Regions from separate parts of the Homo sapiens genome. Here region 1 is linked to region 2. Evidence: read pairs that join two places in POLR2A ChIA-PET (ENCODE). Cell type or tissue: HepG2. All regions are shown on one strand. Each heading gives the region's core, and the rest is flanking DNA. Links, peaks and the distances in the headings are about the cores only. Region 1 overlaps MAMSTR (MEF2 activating motif and SAP domain containing transcriptional regulator). Region 2 has its middle 12 kb from the start of FGF21.

The links. ChIA-PET counts read pairs that join two places held together with the same protein. Peaks named below come from ENCODE experiments on the same cell type or tissue, not always from the same donor. Only the 100,000 strongest peaks of a DNase experiment are listed, where the experiment ranks them.
Region 1: POLR2A ChIA-PET joins it to region 2 with 5 read pairs; 7 of 35 experiments call an interaction of 5 or more read pairs at or near these places.

Annotation. Positions count from the first base shown.
Region 1 is chr19:48,708,987-48,715,591 of GRCh38, forward strand. It overlaps MAMSTR (MEF2 activating motif and SAP domain containing transcriptional regulator), which reads right to left. Exons shown (of 10, transcript NM_001130915.2): 5 at 6,276-6,460; 6 at 5,820-5,922; 7 at 5,380-5,574; 8 at 4,874-5,059; 9 at 4,730-4,784; 10 at 3,739-4,564. The coding sequence ends at 4,281. Among named protein-coding and RNA genes, the nearest start is that of MAMSTR, 7.4 kb to the right of the region's middle. RefSeq lists a silencer at 5,342-5,631. In HepG2, for the core only: no CTCF peak of the experiment used is centred there; no DNase peak of the experiment used is centred there.
Region 2 is chr19:48,761,517-48,774,068 of GRCh38, forward strand. No RefSeq gene overlaps it. Among named protein-coding and RNA genes, the nearest start is that of FGF21, 12 kb to the left of the region's middle. In HepG2, for the core only: no CTCF peak of the experiment used is centred there; DNase peaks (open chromatin) are centred at 7,965 and 8,947.

The DNA.
Region 1 (6,605 bases), core at 1-4,000, 58 kb before region 2:
ATACAGTCAGAAAAGTCTCTGGGCCAGGTGTGGTGGCTCACGCCTGTAATCCCTGCACTTTGGGAGGCTGAGGTGGGAGGAGCACTTGGGGTCAGGAGTTCAAGACCAGCCTGAGCAACATAGTGAAACCCTGTCTCTATAAAAAAATGCAGAAATGGCTGGGCATGGTGGTGCACACCTGTAATCCCAGTACTTTGGGAGGCTGAGACTGGAGTGCAGCGGCGTGATGTCGGCTGACCACAACCTCCGCCTCCCGGATTCAAGTGATTCTCCTGCCTCAGCCTCCCGAGTAGCTGGGATTACAGGCATGCACCACCACACCCGGCTAATTTTGTATTTTTAGTAGAGGCGGGGTTTCTCCATGTTGGTCAGGCTGGTCTCGAACTCCCAACCTCAGGTGATCCGCCCGCCTCGGCCTCCCAAAGTGCTGGGATTACAGGCATGAGTCACTGCGCCCAGCCTGGTCTACTGTTCTTTTCCACCTGCAGTGGACAGTGCTGGTGGCGCACCCAGGTGCCTTCAGATTCCTCTTGCCAGTTCTGTGCACCCAGCCCCCAGCTTGTGTGCTTGGTGTATTAATCATGCCTTTGTATTTTCTGAACTTCTGCTGCTTTGACAAGTGCGGGCCTCGATGACTCTGGAGGGACTGACCCTCCCAGGGATAGCCAAATGCTAGAGATAGTTAACTACTCACCTTTCCTATGTAAACCAGCCAATCCAGAGCCCACACCCCATCCACACCTTTATGAGCACAGGCTCCCTGAGCCAGGCACCAAAAACTCAGGACAGCCTCTATGCTCCAGAGCCTGCTGAAATTCAAACTAGGTAATCTCAAACCCACTTACCTTGCCTCTTCTGGTCTTTTTTGTTTTGTTTTGTTTATTTTTATTATTATTTCTTTGAGACAGAGTCTCACTCTTTCGCCCAGGCTGGAGTGCAGTGGCGTGATCTCGGCTCACTGCAAGCTCCACCTCCTGGGTTCAGGCCATTCTCCTGCCTCAGCCTCCCCAGTAGCTGGGACTACAGGCGCCCACCACTGCGCCTGGCTAATTTTTTGTATTTTTAGTAGAAACGGGGTTTCACCGTGGTCTTGATCTCCGGACCTCGTGATCCACCTGCCTCGGACTCCCAAAGTGCTGGGACTACTTTTGTTTTTTTAAGATGGAGTCTCACTGTGTTGCCCAGGCTGGAGTGCAGGCATGATCTCATCTCACTGCAAGTGATTCTCCTGCCTCAGCCTCCCGAGTAGCTGGAACTACAGGTGTGCACCACCACACCTGGCTAATTATTTTTTTTTTTTGTATTTTTAGTAGATATGGGGTTTTAGCACATTGGCCAGGCTGGTCTCGAACTTCTGACCTCAGGTGATCCACCCGCCTCGGCCTCCCAAAGTGCCAGGATTACAGGCGTGAATCACTGGGCCCAATCTTTTTTTTTTTTTTTTTTTTTTTGAAACACAGGATCTTGATCTGTTGCCCAGGCTGGAGTGCACTGGTGCAATCATAGCTCACTGCAACCTCAAACTTCAAAGCTCAAGTGATCCTCCTGCCTCAGCCTCCAGAGTAGCTGGGACTACAGGTATGAACCACGGTGTTTGGCCCTGAAACCTATTTTTTTTTTTTTTTTTTGAGATGGAGTCTCACTCTGTCACCCAGGCTGGAGTGCAGTGGCGCGATCTTGGCTCACTGCAACCTCCACCTCCCAGATTCAAGCAATTCTCCTGCCTCAGCCTCCTGAGTAGCTGGGATTAAAGGCGCATGCCCAGCTAATTTTTGTATTTTTACTGGAGACTGGGTTTCACCATATTGGTCAGGCTAGTCTCGAACTCCTGACCTCATGATCCACCCGCCTCGGCCTCCCAAAGTGCTGGCATTACAGGCATGAGCCACCGCGCCCGGCCAAAACCTACATTTTAAAACATTTTGCTGCTAACAACTTACCCTATGACGTTCTTCCCAGGACTGCCCTTGGGCTGGAGGTTCCTGGGAGTTTATGTCATTCCTCCCTCCCTCTGTGACCCATGGCTCATGGCTGACTAGGGGTGGTATAGTGGCAAGTCTCCAGATGTAGCCCCTAGTGAGCATGTCCCTGATATTCACAGATTTGTATAGTGCCCTCCCGTATTTAACGTGGGCTTGCCTGACTTGCATTAATTATAAAATACAGTGGAAGAGAAATTGTGCCAGTTTCAAGCCTAGTCTTTAAGAGACTGGTAGCTTCTGCTCCTGGCTCTTGGAATACTCACTCTTGGGAGCCCTGAGCTATCATGCAAGAAATCTAGTTATCCCGGGGGAGAGGCCACAGAGGAATAGTGCTGACACTGCATGGAGTGTCACACTGCACAACCCAGCTGGGCCCAGCCTTCATGCTATCCCCACCACGGTGCCACACACATCTGATGTGCCATCTTGTATGTGCTAGCCCAGGTGGGCCCTGAGATGACTGCAGCTCTAGCCAACATCACATGGAACTGAAGAACTGCCCTGCTGAGCCCAGTCAACCCATGCATTTGTGAGCAGTCATAGATAGTTATTGTTTTACAACTCTAAGTTTTGGGGTGGTGTGGGTTTTTGTTGTTTGTTTGTTTGTTTGTTTGTTTGTTTTGAGATGGAGTAGCACTCTGTTGCCCAGGCTGGAGTGAAGTGGCATGATCTCAGCTCACTGCAGCCTCCACCTCCTGGTTTCAAGTGATTCTCCTGCCTCGGTCTCTCACGTAGCTGGGATTACAGGCTCCCACCACCATACCTGGCTAGTTTTTTTTTTTTTTTTTTTTTTTTGAGACGGAGTCTCGCTCTGTTGCCCAGGCTGGAGTGTGGTGGCACAATCTCAGATCACTGCAAGCTCCGCCTCCCGGGTTCACGCCATTCTCCTGCCTCAGCCTCCCGAGTAGCTGGGACTACAGGCACATGCCACCATGCCCAGCTAATTTTTTTGTATTTTTAGTAGAGACAGGGTTTCACCGGGTTTCACCGTGTTAGCCAGGATGGTCTCGATCTCCTGACCTCGTGATCCGCCCACCTTGGCCTCCCAAAGTGCTGGGATTACAGGTGTGAGCCACCGTGCCCGGCCCAGTTTTTATGTATTTTTAGTAGAGATGGGTTTCACCATGTTGGCCAGGCTGGTCTTGAATTCTTGGCCTCAAGTGATCTGCCTGCCTCAGCTTCCCAAAGTGCTGGGATTACAGGCGTTTGCCACTGAGCCTGGTTTGTTGTTTGGCTATAATAAGCTCAAACAGGGAGATACAAAGGCCCAGTTCCATGTGTCCCAAGACAGGAAAGACTCCACAACTTAATTTGTGCTCTGGAGCTCCCTGCAGGATTAGGCTGAGGTTGGAACTTCACCTGAAGTCACCTCTTGCTCCTCTTCCCCTTTGCTGTCCTGTTTTCCCCACTCTTCTGCTGGTTTCTCCTGGGAACATTTCTTTCTTTTTCTCTCTCTCTTTTTTTTTTTTTAAGATGGAGTTTAGCTCCTGTTGCCCAGGCTGGAGTGCAATGGAGCGATCTTAGCTCACCACAACCTCCGCCTCCCGGGTTCAAGCGATTCTCCTGCCTCAACCTCCCAAGTAGCTGGGATTCCAGGCATGTGCCACCATGCCCAGCTAATTTTTTTTTGTGTGTGTGTGTTTGGTAGAGACAGGGTTTCACCATGTTGGCCAGGCTGGTCTCGAACTCCTGACCTCAGGTGATCCACTTGCCTCAGCCTCCCAAAGTGCTGGGATCGCAGGCGTGAGCCACCGCACCCAGCCAGAACACTTCTTTAATAAATGACTGGCATTTATATCTTGTCTCAGGCTCTGCTTCCAAGAGAAGCTGATCTTAGACCTGATGCTTCTAATTTTTTCATCTCCAACCAGAACCCAGGGAGGTCAGGGTCCGGCTCCCCCATTCTCCCTCTCCACTCTTTCTTGCTCCTCTCCTGCATCCAAAAGGCATAACCACCTTCCAGGCTCCCCAAACAACAGGGAGCCATCTACCGGGGTCGGGGGCATGTAAGAACATCCATGAGGTCTCTGAAGGAAGCAGCAAGCAGCTTGTTTGCCGTGGCCAGCAGCAAAAGAAGCCCCCCAACCATACCACGCCGGAGGGGGATCATAAGGAGGCCAGGTAGGCAAAGTTAAGGCAGTTGCATGTCAGCAGCACTTCAGGAGGCAGGTGGGGTTGGAGGTTGTCTCCGATCCTGTGTCTGCGGTAGGAGGGGCTCTGCTGGTAGTTCCCTCTCCTCCCACAAGGAGCTTCTCTCCACCCCCATCAGTTCTCTGTCTCTGTAAATCCTAGAATCCATCACCATGGATCCTCCAGCAGGTCCCACAGCCGGCTGCTGCTGGAGTCAGATAAGTCAGCGGAGAAGATGCTGGGGGGTGGGGGACCAGAACCCAGAGGAGGACCCCCGCTCAGGGCCTCCAGCCAGTCCAGGGAGTCCGTGGGGTCCCTGGGAGAAGGGGAGGAGGAGTTCGTGGGAGACGGGAGTGAAGAGGAGAAAACAGATGAGAGGCCTTCAGAGTCCGGGGAGGGGGACAGCACGTCGAAGGAGCCAGGGAAGTCCAGGGGAATAGGGGGCAGGGGGTCTGCGGGATAAAGAATGGTACATGAGCTTGGAAAGTCAGGGGTCCGGGCGCCAGCCCCCCATACCCCATTTCCAGGATCCAGCTCCCCAGCTCACGCCTCCCTTGGACGCAGGAGTCCAGAACCTCAGCCCCCACCTCCCCTAAATCTAGCAGTTTGGATCCTACCATCAGGCTCCACCTGATCCTCCAGGATGTCATCGATGCCCCGGTTAGGAAGCAACTGCGGATGGAGAAATTTGGCGTGAACTCGGGACTGCGACCTGGACCTGACTGGAGAACCCTAGCCGGATTCAACCCACACCCTCTTACCTGCGCCCTCCGGATCGCTTCCTGCAGCTCCTCCTCCAGAGTCAGAGCCGCTGAGCCCGGCCCTGAGGAAGGGGTCAGGGCTGGAGCTGCAGCAGGAGCCGGAGTGGGAGTTGGAGCCGGAGCCGTCCCCGGGGTATCCGCGGCACGTGGAAGAGGTGGCCTGTGAGATGCTGCGCTGGGCTTGACCTAGAGCAGCCAAGAGGGCGAGCGCCCATAAGCCATGCCCACAGGGCGCAACCCCACCCACTCGCAACGTGTGGCTCCACCCCTTGATCCTCTCGCGACCCCTCGCTCATCAACCCCTTTGGCCTCGCCCCCTATTCTTTCATTGGCTCCTCTTCTCTAAAGATCCGCCCCCTGTTAGTCTGAACCACGTCCCCTCGCCTTCAAGGCTTCCTACCGCTGGTCCTCGCCCCCACACTTCATTGGCTAGTTTTTTCGACACCCCGCCCCGGCCCACTTTGCTTTCTCTTCATTGGTCCGCAAGCTCATAGCCCCGCCCTCACCGAGCCCTGACGCCGGGCGGCTGCCAGGGCCTTGGGCTTGAGGCGCGGCCAGGGAGCACCCGCGGGACTGTCCTCGCGCCGCGGCTTCGGCCGCTCGCGGGGCGGCGCGCCGCCGCGCATGCGCTCCAGGAGCATAGACTTGGTCCCCGACACTGGGAGGCCCCGCAGGCGCAGCTGCTGCCGGAGCTCTGAGACCTGGGGAGGGGCGGGGCGTGGGAAGAGGCAGTGCTGGGCGGGCTCCCGGGCGCAGGCAGGAGCTGGACAGGATATTTGGAAACCGAGAAAGGAGGCACTGGGGGTCCGGACTCCTGGGACCCTAAAACAGGATGGGACTGGGTACCCGATCTCCTGGATTTCCAGAGGGCAGAGGCTGCGGGGTTGGAATTCTGGGACCCCACCGAAGGAGAGAGAAGGCCTGGAAAGTTACACCCCAAACTCACCGTCAGCTCCTCCAGTTTAAGGGTCTGAAGTTCCAACTTGTGTGGGGGGGGCGAGGGGCTAGGGACTCCTGGTGGGCAGGGAGTGAGGGGAGAGGGCTTCATCCTGGTGATAATCGTGAGGGGCGAACAAAGGTTAGAGAGGTAGAGGGGGAAAAGGCGTTCTGGGGTCCTCAAAGACGGGGAGCTGGGGAAGATGCAGAAAAGTGAGGGTCCAGAATTCTGGGTCTCCAAGGGCGCAAACATGGGGCTAGATTTCTGTGCATGGGGGAGGAGGAACTAGGCGTTCAGACTCGGGTCTGAAGGGCGAAGGGAGGGGCTGGGATCCTGGACTCTTAAACCCTGGGAGAAGAGAGGGTTGGGGGCCCCAATCCCCTAATCTTGGACTCGAGGTTTGAGGGAGGAGGATGCTGGGACCTGAATTTCTGGGTCCCGGGAGAACAGAAGTGGGTGTCATACCTAGGATGTGGCTGCTGCGAGTCTGTCCCTTCCCACAGAGATGGCCCAGGAGGACCCAGGGCGGACCCCTCGGCTTGGGGGTCCGCCCTGGATCCCTGTCTCGGCTCTGGGGGCATGTACTGGTGGTATGTCAAGTTCCCCCTGGGCTTGGACTCCCTCCAACGTTGGGAGATCTTGGGAGACTCCTGAAAGAGCAGGTGTGATGTTTTAGGCTTCAGCGCGGCTCCCACCTTCCGGCCCCAGGACTACATGCAAAGTATGGGGTCAGCTCGGTGCCACCGAAGAGGAGCAAAAATGGCAGCAGCAACAAGGGAGACAAAGACTAGGCTC
Region 2 (12,552 bases), core at 5,766-9,765:
GGAGACAGAGACCCAGAGAGAAAGGGGGACAAAGACCCAGAGAGAGAGGGGGACAGAGACCCAGAGAGAGAGGGGAACAGAGACCCAGGGAAAAAGGAAGACAGAGACTCAGAGAGAGAAGGGGACAGAGACCCAGAGAGAGAGGGGGACAGAGACCCAGAGAGAGAGGGGGACAGAGACCCAGGGAAAAAGGAAGACAGAGACTCAGAGAGAGTAGGGGACAGAGACCCAGAGAGAGAGGGAGAGTCCCAGAGAGAGGGAGACAGAGACACAGAGAGAAAGGGGGACAAAGACCCAGAGAGAGGGGGGGACAGAGACCCAGAGAGAGAGGGGGACAGAGACCCAGAGAGAGAGGGGGATAGAGACCCAGAGAGAGAGGGGGACAGAGACCCAGAGAGAGGGGGGGCAGAGACCCAGGGAAAAAGGAAGACAGAGACTCAGAGAGAGGGACAGAGACCCAGAGGAAGGGGGGGGACAGAGACCCAGAGAGAGAGGGGGACAGAGACCCAGAGAGAGAGGGGGACAGAGACCCAGAGAGAGAGGGGGACAGAGACCCAGAGAGAGAGGGGAACAGAGACCCACAGAGAGGGGGGACAGAGACCCAGAGAGAGGAGGACAGAGACCCAGAGAGAGAGGGGAACAGAGACCCACAGAGAGGGGGAACAGAGACCCAGAGAGAGGAGGACAGAGACCCAGAGAGAGAGGGGGACAGAGACCCACAGAGAGGGGGACAGAGACACAGAGAGAGAGGGACAGAGACCCAGAGAGAGAGGGGGACATAGGCCCAGAGAGAGGGGGGACAGAGGCCCAGAGAGAGGGGGACAGAGACCCGGGGGATGACAGAGGCCCAGAGAGAGAGGGGGACAGAGACCCAGAGAGAGAGGGGGACAGAGGCCCAGAGAGAGGGAGACAGAGACCCGGGGAGTGGGGGACAGAGACCCAGAGAGAGAGGGGAACAGAGGCCCAGAGAGAGGGGGACAGAGACCCAGAGAGAGGACAGAGACCTAGAGGGAGGAGAAGACCCAGGGAAAAGGGAGACAGAGACCCAGAGAGAGAGGAACAGAGATCCACAGACAGAGGGGGACAGAGACCCAGAGAGAGGAAAGGCAGGCAGGGAAGCTGAGAAATGTGTTCAAATGGGGACACTTCACTGTACCTGAGGACCTTGAACTCCCAACCCTGTTGTACCCACTTCCTGTAGAAGGAGCCGCTTTCCTCATCTGGACAGTCTGGGGTCCCCTGTCTGCAAAGCCTGTCCTAGGTTGCTGTCTCGCAGGGAACCACGGATCCTCCGCAGGGTCAAGCCCCCCAGCTCTGGATGCTTCCAGACCTGCGTCCAGACTCAGCTCCCGGCAGGTTGTACAGGATGAGCTGCAGGGTGTGGGCGGTGAGGGCTGCCATATGCACCCGGAGAACTGCAAGACCTTGCTCACTGATATTGACAGAACCCACACTGAGAAGCCGGTCTGGGACGGGATCACTGGGGAATGATGGGGCATGATGGAAGCAATTGAATGTTGAATTGGGATGAATTTATTGACAGAGATTCCACACTCAAGCATTGGCTATAGGGGCTGGGAGTGACTCTAGTTCGCTCTTTGGTTGAGTGAAATCTGCATCCCAAATCCTTTGCAAACGTTGGCCAGGTGCAGCGGCTCACGCTTGTAATCCCAGCACTTTGGGAGGCTGAGGCAGGAGGATAACTTAAGGCCAGGAATTTGAGACCAGCCTGGGCAACATAACGAGACACCATCTCTACAAAAATTAAAATTTCGGGCCAGGCACGGTGGTTCAAGCCTGTAATCCCAGCACTTTGTAAGGCCAGGGTGGGCGGATCACAAGGTCAGGAGATGGAGACCATCCTGGTCAACATGGTGAAACCCCGTCTCTACTAAAAATACAAAAATTAGCTGGGTGTGGTCGCGTGTGCCTGTAATCCCAGCTACTTGGGAGGCTGAGGCATGAGAATCGCTTGAACCCAGGAGGCAAAGGTTGCAGTCAGCCGAGATCGTGCCACTGCACTCCAGCCTGGCGACACAGCGAGACTCCGTCTATTTAAAAAAAAAAAAGAAAGAAATTCAACTACCCTGGAGCCTGAGGTGTGAGGATCACCTGAGCCTGGAAGATTGATGGTGGCTGTGCCACAGCACTACAGCCTGCACGACACAGTGAGATCTGTCTCTAAAAAATAAAAAATTAGACCAGGCATGGTGGCTTACACCTGTAATCCCAGCACTTTGGGAGGCTGAGTGGGGAGGATTGTTCGAGACCAGGAGTTTGAGACCAGCCTGGGTAACATAGCGAGATTCCCGTCTCTACAAAAAATAGAAAAATTAGCCAGGTGTAATCCCAGCTACTCGTGGGGCTCAGGTGGGAGGCTCACTTGAGCCCAGGAGGTCAAGGCTGCATGAGGTATTACGGCTCCACTGCACCCCAGAACAAGCAGGCTACAGAGCAAGACTCCACCTAAAAAAAATTTTTTTTTCCTCTGTTGTGTCTATTTCCTCTCATGCTCTTTCTAATAGAGCCTTCACTTATGATTTTTTTTTCTTTTTTTTTTTTGAGATGGAGTCTCACTCTGTCGCCCAGGCTGGAGTGCAGTGGCATGATTTCGGCTCACTGCAACCGCCGCCTCCCAGGATCAAGCAATTCTCCTGCCTCAGCCTCCCAGGTAGCTGGGACTACAGGCGCGCACCACCACACCTGGCTAATTTTTGTATTTTTAGTAGTGACGGGGTTTTGCTTATTGACCAGGTTGTTCTTCAACTCCTGGCCTCAGGTGATCCGTCCACCTCAGCCTCCCAAAGTGCTGGGATTACAAGCGTGAGCCACTGTGCTTGGCCCTGGCTAGTTTAACTTTTACTTTTGTACAGACAGGGTCTCACTATGTTGGCCAGGCTGGTCTTGAACTCCTGGGCTCAAGCCATCCTCCCACCTCGGCCTCCCACAGTGCTGGGATTATAGGTGTGAGCTACTGCGCCTGACTCTTTGTCTTAATTTCCCTCTTCCTATAAGGACGCCAGTCACATAGGATTTAGCACACACCCCAACCCAGTATGAGCTCACCTGAACTTGATTCCATCTACAAAGACCCTATTTCCCAGGAAGATCACATTCAGAGGTTCCAGGTAGACCTGAAGCTTCCAGGACACTATTTTCCCTCAGTGCACAGCTCTACATAAATTTGGTCACACTCTTCTTCTTCTTCTTCTTCTTTGCAGACAGAGTTTCACTCTTGTTGCCCAGGCTGGGGTGCAATGACACAATTTCGGTTCACCGCAACCTCCGCTGCCCAGGTTCAAGCGATTCTCCTGCCTCAGCCTCCGGAGTGGCTGGGATTACAGGCATGCACCACCAAGCCTGGCTAATTTTGTATTTTTAGTAGAGATGGGGTTTCACCATGTTGGTCAGGCTGGTCTCGAACTCCCGACCTCAGGAGATCCGCCCGCCTCGGCCTCTCAAAGTTTTGGGATTACAGGTGTGAACCACCACGGCCAGCCTCACACTCCTCTTCTTTTCCTCACATTTAAGTGAGCTGTACCCTTAGGAGAAAGTTGCACAGTTAGCACTAGGGTGGGCCAGGATAGCTTTCTGAGCCTTAAAAATCTTAAAGTTTGGCTGAGACCAGCCTGACGAACATGGAGAAACCCCGTCTCTACTAAAAATACAAAAGTAGCTTGGTGTGGTGGTGCATGCCTATAATCCCAGCTACTCGGGAGGCTGGGGCAGTAGAATCGCTTGAACCTGGGAGGCAGAGGTTGTGGTGAGCCAAGATTGCGCCACTGCACTCCAGCCTGGGCAACAAGAGGTAAACTCCATCTCACAAAATTAAAAAAAAATTTCTTTTAAGTTTGGCCAGGCACGGTGGCTCACGCCTGTAATCCCAGCAGTTTGGGAGGCTGAGGCAGGTGAATCCCCTGAGGTTAGGAGTTCAAGACCAATCTGGCCCACATGGTGAAACCTGCCTCTACTAAAATTAAAAAAATTAGCTGGGTGCAGTGGTGTGCACCTGAGGTCCCAGCTACTCGGGAGGTTGAGGCACAGGAATCTCTTGAACCCAGGAGGCAGAGGCTGTAGGCAGCTGAGATCGTGCCACTGCATTCCAACCTGGGCGACAGAGCAAGACTCTGTCTAAAAAAAAAAAAGAAAAGAAAAAGAAAACTCTCTGGGCATGGTGGTGGGCACCTGAGGTCCCAGCTACTCAGGAGGCTGAGGAAGGAGAATCGCTTGAACCCAGGAGGCGGAGGTTGCAGTGAGCCAAGATCATGCCACTGCACTTCAGCCTGGGCGACAGAGCGAGCCCGTCTCTCTCTCTGTCTATATATATATATACACACACACACAATAAATAAATAGGTTGGCTCTTTGCTGTTTCCCCACAGTACTGTATTCAATATATAACCACTCAGCACAGCCACCTCTCCAATGTTCAGGAGCAAACTCTTATCTCCTTGGTTCTTGCCCCCACCATTATCAGAACCTTCCCTCTGTTTTACTCTCTGAGCGCCTGCCAAGATCAGTTTGGGTTTTGTTTCTCTATTAGTTTTCACCCGTGTGGAGCTTCGTCCTTCCAAGAGGGAGGTTCTACTGAGTGAGCACTTCCCAGATCCCTGGGGAGCCAGGCTATTTAGCATCTTTCAGCTTCTCCACCGCACCCTATCCTCACCTACTCACTGGAGCCCCTAGAGATTTGACTACTGTTCTTGTTTTCTTTTCTTTTTTTGGGGGGGTGGGGGAGGGGGACAGGGTCACTGTCGCCCAGGCTGGAGTGCAGTGGCATGATTTTGGCTCACTGCAACCTCTGCCTCCCAGGTTCAAGCAATTCTCCTGCCTCAGCCTCCTAAGTAGCTGGGATTACAGGTGCCCCCACCTCGTTAATTTTGGGGGGTTTTTGTTTTGCTTTTTTTTGAGAGAGAATCTCGCTCTGTTGCCCGGGCTGGAGTGCAGTGGGCTCACTGGAACCTCTGCCTCCCGGGTTCAAGAGATTCTCATGCTTCAGCCTCCCAAGTAGCTGGGACTTCAGGTTTGCGCCACCATGCCCAGCTAATTTTTGCATTTTTAGTAGAGACAGGGTTTCGCCATGTTGGCCAGGCTGCTCTCCAACTCCTGACCTCAAGTGAACTGCCTGCCTTGGCCTCCCAAAGTGCTGGGATTACAAGCGTGAGCCACTGCACCTGGCCCTGGCTAGTTCTTTTAACTTTTACTTTGGTACAGACAGGGTCATGTTGGCCAGGCTGGTCTTGAACTCCTGGGCTCAAGCAATCCTCCCACCTCGGCCTCTCAAAGTGCTGGGGTTATAGGTGTGAGCTACCACGCTTGGCTCTTTGTCTTAATTTCCCTCTTCCTATAAGGACACCAATCATATAGGACTTAGCGCACACCCCAACCCGGTATAACCTCACCTGAACTTGATTTCATCTACAAAGGCCGTATTTCCAAGTAAGGACACATTCAGCGGTACCAGGTAGACATGAAGCTTCCAGGACGCTATTTCCCCAATGCACACCTCTACACGGAGTTAGTCACACTCCTCTTCTTCTTCTTTTTTTTTTTTTTTTTAAGACAGTTTCTCTCTTGTTGCCCAGGCTGGAGTGCAATGGCATGATTTCGGCTCACTGCAACCTCTGCCTCTCGGGTTCAAGCAATTCTCCTGCCTCAGCCTCCCAAGTAGCTGGGATTACAGGCATGTGCCACCACATCTGGCTAATTTTGTATTTTTAGTAGAGACAGGGTTTCTCCATGTTGGTCAGGCTGGTCTCGAACTCCTGACCTCAGGTGATACGCCTGCCTTGGCCTCCCACAGTGCTGGGATTACAGGCGTAAGCCACCGCACCTGGCCTCACACTCCTCTTCTTTTTCTCTCATTTAAGTGAGCCGTACCCTTAGGAGGAAGTTGCACAGTTGACATTAGGGTGGGCCAGGATAGCTTTCTGAGCCTTAAAAATCTTAAAAGTTTTGCCGGTCACAGTGGCTCACGCCTGTAATCCCAGCACTTTGGGAGGCCAAGGTGAGCGAATCCCCTGAGGTCAGGAGTTCCAGACCAGTCTGCCCAACAAGGTGAAACCCTGTCTCTACTAAAATTACAAACATTAGCTGGGCGTGGTGGTGCACACCTGCGGTCCCAGTTACTTGGGAGGTTGAGGCACAGGAATCTCTTATTTATTTTTTATTTTTTATTTTTTTTGAGATGGAGTCTCGCTCTGTCGCCCAGGCTGGAGTGCAGTGGAGCGATCTCGGCTCACTGCAAGCTCCACTTCCCGCGTTCACGCCATTCTTCTGCCTCAGCCTCCCGGGTAGCTGGGACTACAGTCACCCACCACCACGCCCAGCTAATTTTGTTTTTGTATTTTTAGTAGAGACGGGGTTTCATCATGTTAGCCAGGATGGTCTCGTTCTCCTGACTTCATGATCCGCCTGCCTCGGCCTCCCAAAGTGCTGAGGCACAGGAATCTCTTGAACCCAGGAGGCAGAGGCTGCAGTGAGCTGAGATCACGCCACTGCACTCCAACCTGGGCAACAGAGCAAGACTCCATCTCAAAACAAAACAAAAAAACTATCTGGGCATGGTGGTGGGCACCTGTAATCCCAGCTACTCGGGAGGCTGAGGCAGGAGAATCGCTTGAACCCAGGAGGCGGAGGTTGCAGTGAGCCAAGATCACACCACTGCACTCCAGCCTGGGTGACAGAGCGAGCCCCTGTCTCAAAAAATTAAATATATAAATAACAAATAAATAAATAGGCTGACTCTTTGCTGTTTCCCCACAGTATTGTATGCAATATATAACCACTCAGCACAGCCACCTCTCCAACGTTCAGGAGCAAACTCTATCTCCTTGGTTCTTGCCCCCACCATTATCAGAACCTTCCCTCTGCTTTACTCTCTGAGCGCCTGCCAAGATCAGTTTGGGTTTTGTTTCTCTATTAGTTTTCACCAGTGTGGAGCTTCGTCCTTCCAAGAGGGAGGTTCTACTGAGTGAGCACTTCCCAGATCCCTGGGGAGCCAGGCTATTTAGCATCTTTCAGCTTCTCCACCACACCCTATCCTCACCTACTCACTGGAGCCCCTAGAGATTTGACTACTGTTCTTGTTTTCTTTTCTTTTTTTTTCGGAGGGGTGGAGGGGGACAGGGTCACTGTCGCCCAGGCTGGAGTGCAGTGGCACAATCTCAGCTCTCTGCAACCTCTGCCTCCCAGGTTCAAGCAATTCTCCTGCCTCAGCCTCCTAAGTGGCTCAGATTACAGGTGCCTCCACCTGGCTAATTTTTTGGAGGTTTTTTGTTTTTGTTTTTGTTTTTTTTGTTTTTTTTTTTTGTTTTTTTTTGAGAGAAAGAATCTCGCTCTGTTGCCCGGGCTGGAGTGCAGTGGGCTCACTGGAACCTCCGCCTCCCGGGTTCAAGAGATTCTCGTGCTTCAGCCTCCCAAGTAGCTGGGACTTCAGGTTTGCGCTACCATGCCCGGCTAATTTTTGTATTTTTAGTAGAGACAGGGTTTCACCATGTTGGCCAGGCGGCTCTCAGAACTCCTGACCTCAAGTGATCTGCCCGCCTCGGCCACCCAAAGTGTTGGATTACAAGCGTAAGCCATTGCACCTGGCCGAAAACCAATCTGTATCATAACCCCACGGCACCTGAATCATTTCTAAGTGTACAGTTAAGTCGCGTTAAGTATATTCACATTGTTGCACAACCAATCTTCAGAATTTTTTCATCTGATAAAATTGAAACTCTCTGCCGCAATTAAATCCCACTTCCCCAATTCTCCTCCCTTCAGCTCCTGGCCACTTTTTCCAGCCCCATTTGTTGAAAACATGGTGGTGAGCTCCTTGAATGACTGAGAAGCTTTTGTACATGGACAGGAAAATTCACAACAATTTGTTTTTTTGTTAATGATCAATGAATTTTTAAACAATTATCTTTCCTTTAAACATTCACAGACTACTTCTACAGCTAAAAATAACAAGCCACAAATTTCACAATTGTAGATTTCGCCTAAATATTTGAACAGTGATTGCACATTTAATCAGTGAACTTTTCACAAATCTGATATTGTGGTTTCCCTTAAATGCCATGAATAGGAGAAAAACAGTAATACACTCTGTCATACTTTTCACAAGTCTGATATACCAGATTCTTACAAATGCTTTAAATATTTTCGAGAAGGCTGGGCAAGGTGGCTTACACCTGTAATCTCAGCACTTTGAGAGGCCAAGGTAGAAGGATCACCTGAGCCCAGGAGTTCTAAACCAGACTGGGCAACATAGCAAAAGCCCATCTCTACCAAAAAAAAAAAAAAAAAAATTAGCCAAGTGTGGTGAAGCGCACCTGTAGTCCCAGCTAGTTAAGAGGCTGAGGTGGGAGGATCACTTGAGCTGGGGAGGTCAAGGCTACAGTGAGCTGTGATCACACCACTGCACTCCAACCTGGGTGATAGAGAGAGACCTTGTCTCAAAAATAAATAAATATGGCCGGTGTGGTGGTTCACGCCTGTAATCCCAGCACTTTGGGAGGCCGAGGTGGGCAGATCACCTGAAGTCATGGTGAAACCCCGTCCCTACTAAAAATACAAAAATTAGCCGAAAGTAGCCCAGTATGGTGGCGCATGCCTGTAATCCCAGCTAATTAAGTGGCTGAGGCAGGAGAATCACTTGAACCTGGGAGGCGGAGGTTGCAGTGAGCTGAGATCACGCTATTGCACTCCAGCCTGGGCGACAAAAGCGAAACTCCGTCTCAAAAAATACCCTCCCAGAGAGCTCCCTTACCCTTTCACCAAGTGGAAACACAGCAAGAAGGTGCCAGCAATGAACAAGGAAACTGGCCCACACCAGACACAGAATATGCTGCTGCCTTGATGTTGGACTCCACACCCTCCAGAACTATGAGAGATACATATTTGTTCCTTAAGCTACACAGTCTGTGGTATTTTTGTTACAACAGCCTGAATGCCCTCTTCCAAGTCAATTCTCACCAAGCCGACATTCCAGGGCAAAGCCCGTGTTATCTTAGAGTTTGTCGTAACCACATGAATTGGGTTATTTATTTATTTATTTATTTATGAGACGCAGTTTTGCTCGTCACCCAGGCTGGAGTGCAATGGCAAGATCTCGGTTCACTGCAACCTCCTCCTCCTAGATTCAAATGATTCTCCCGCCTCAGGCTCCCGAGTAGCTGGGATTACAGGCACCCGCCACCACGCCCAGCTAATTTTTTTGTATTTTTAGTAGAGACGGGGTTTCACTATGTTGGCCTGGCTGGTCTCAAACTCCTGACCTCAGGTGATCTGTCCGCCTCGGCGTCCCAAAGTGTTGGGATTTCAGGCGTGAGCCACCGCGCCCAGTCGACTCAGAGTGTCTTATTTTTATAATACAGCCTGAAAAACTTGTTCTAAGTCATAGTATTGTAATAGGTTGGGACATGAGATGATTTCACGGCTGTTTGTTCCAGGACCTTCTCCGGGAAACGTGTGGGGCATTTCCTCTTTGTTACACACTCAGGGTGAGCCCATTTTTCCTCTACTTGTTTGGGTGAAGCTTCGCCGCTGTCTCTGCCACAAAGCTGACCCTCCAGCTCTGTGACCCCCTTGGCAGCTGGCACCAGCAGCACGGGGCCCTGGCAGGGCGCTGGCTGGCAGGAGGAGGGGTGTAGGGATTTCTCACAAGACCCTAGTTCCACACTGCGTCTTGCCAGGAGCCAGGGACAGCAATGGCTCCAGCTTCCTGTTACTTTCTGCTCTTCCGGAAGTAGATTTCCAGGCCCCTCAGAGAGAGGTCCCAGACTCCATTAGGCCACACCCTCTTGGAGGTGAGAGACCCGCTGCCTGCAGCCCACTCCCTAGAGGTCTATTTGGTTTGCATAGTCGCCGTTTTTTCATAATAAAACTTAAAAAAAAAAAAAAGACCAATTAAAACCTGTAAAACAGGTGGCAGGTGATCAGGATTAGAATGCTTTGAAATCTTTTGTTATTCTGGAATATGACAGAATGATTATATTTAGATTTGGTCACTTTAAGGATGCATGTTAAAATTTCAAGAGTGGGCCAGGCGCTGTGGCACACCCTTGTGATCCGAGCACTTTGGGAGACCGAGGCAGGAGGATCGATTCCTTGAGCCCAGGAGTTCGAGACCAGCCTGGGTAACATGGTGAAACACCGTCTCTAAAAAAACATACAAAAATGTGCCGGGCATGGTGGCACACACCTACAGTCCCAGCTACTTGGGAGGCTGAAGTGGGTGGGTCGCCTGAATTCAGGAGTTTGAGGCTGCAGTGAGCTATGATTGCACCATTGCACTCCAGCCTAGGTGACAGAGCAAGACCCTGTCTCTAAAAATAAATAAATAAATTTTCTTAACTTGGAAACAGTCACAAACATTTAAAAATTTGGAAGTACAGTACAAGCAATTCTTATTTTCCAGAACCATTTGAAAGTCACATGTGCCCTTGAAACCCCATCACTACATTAACACATACTCCAGTGTGTACTTTCTGCAAACAAGGACATTCTCCTACACAACCACAGCAGGGCCGCCAAAATCAGGAAAGTAGCCTTGACCCACGACTACTCTGGAATCATCAGACCTCCTTCATGTTTGCCACATGTCCCAGTGATGCTTTTTATGGCAAAAGAATGCAGTTCAGAGCCGGGAGCGGTGGCTCACGCCTGTAATCCCAACACTTTGGGAGGCCAAGGCGGGCGGATCACCTGAAGTCAGGAGTTCGAGACCACTCTGGCCAACATGGCAAAACCCCGTCTCTACTAAAAATGCAAAAATTACCAAAAATGGATGCCTGTAACCCCAGCTACTCGGAAGGCTGAGGCAGGAGAATCACTTGAACCCTGGAGGAGGAGGTTGCAGTGAGCCGAGATCGTGCCACTGCACTCCAGCCCAGATGACAAGAGTGAAACTCTGTCTCAAAAATAATAATAATAATAATAATAATAAAATAGCCGGGCGTGGTGGCGGGCATCTGTAATCCCAGCTACTCAGGAGGCTGAGGCAGGAGAATCTCTTGAACCCGGGAGGTGGAGGTTGTAGTGAGCCATGATTGCACCACCGCACTCCAGCCTGGGCAACAAAGCGAGACTCTGCTCTCCCCACTGCCAAAAAAAGAATGCAGTTCAGGGTCATGCACTGCTTCTGAGGGCAGGTCTCTTTGAAAGTCAGGAAGGACAGTTCCTCAGTCTTCCCTGGTGTTCATGACCTTGGCATTTGGAACATTACAGGCCGGTTATCGAGTCGTCTCTCCCTCCATGTGGATTTATTTGATGTTTCCTCGTGATCGGATTCTTTGGCAGCACAACGACTGAGATCATGTTGTGTGTTTCTCACTGGAAGTCAGGTCACTCGCGGCGTCCACCTCTCCAGTTTCTGATGACATTTGCTTCAGTCACATGATGCAAGTGGCATCAGCCGGACTTGTCCTTGCCAAGCAATGAGAGCTTTGAAACTATACTAATATCACATTCCTCAGGAAATCTTCAGGATTTTTTGTTTTCTTTTTTTTTTTTTTTTTTTTTTTCAGACAGAGTCTCACTCTGTCGCCCAGGCTTGAGTGCAATGGCGCGATCTTGGCTCACTGCAACCTCTGCCTCCCGGGTTCAAGCAATTCTCCTGCCTCAGCCTTCTGAGTAGCTGGGATTACAGGTACATGCCACCACAGCCAGCTAATTTTTGTATTTTTAGTAAAGATGGGGTTTCACCATGTTGGTCAGGCTGGTCTCGAACTCCTGACCTCATGATCCACCCGCCTTGGCCTCTCAAAGTGCTGAGATTACAGGCGTGACCCACTGCGCCTGGGCCATTTTTTTTGTTTTTTTTGAGATGGAGTCTTGCTGTGTCGCCCGGGCTGGAGTGCAGTGCTACAATTTGGCTCACTACTTCAGTCTCCCAGCCTCAAGCGACTCCCACCTCAGCCTCCCAAGTAGCTAGGACCACAGGCACACGCTATGACACCCAGCTAATTGTTTGTCTTTTTGGTAGAGACGGGGTTTCATCATGTTGCCCAGGCTGGTCTCGAACTCCTGACCTCAAGTGATCCACCACCTCGGCCTCCCAAAGTGCTGGGATTACAGGTGTGAACCACCGTGCCTGGCTCAAGTTATTATTTTTTTAATTATATTTTTTAGAGACAGGGTCTTGCTCTATTGCCCAGGCTGGAATGCAGTGATGCAATCACAGCTCACTGCAGCCTTGACCTCACTGGACTCAGTGATCCTCCCACCTCAGCCTCCTGAGTAGCTGGGAACAGAATGCCATCACTGCAGGATGCCATGCCTGGCCCTTCCAGTTATTAATGGATTTATTTATGTCTGTGTGGACTCATGGTTTCCTATTTTATTCCATGAGTTATAATCAGTTATATCATTCTCTATTTTTGGTGTTCAAACTCATTTATTTTGATGCTCTTTTTATTTACTTTTTTTTCTTTCAAGACAGAGTCTCCATCTGTCACCCAGCCTAGAGTGCAGTGGCGCGATCTCGGCTCACTGCAACCTCCACCTCCTGGGTTCAAGTGATTCTCCTGCCTCAGCCTCCTGAGTAGCTGGGACTACAGGCGT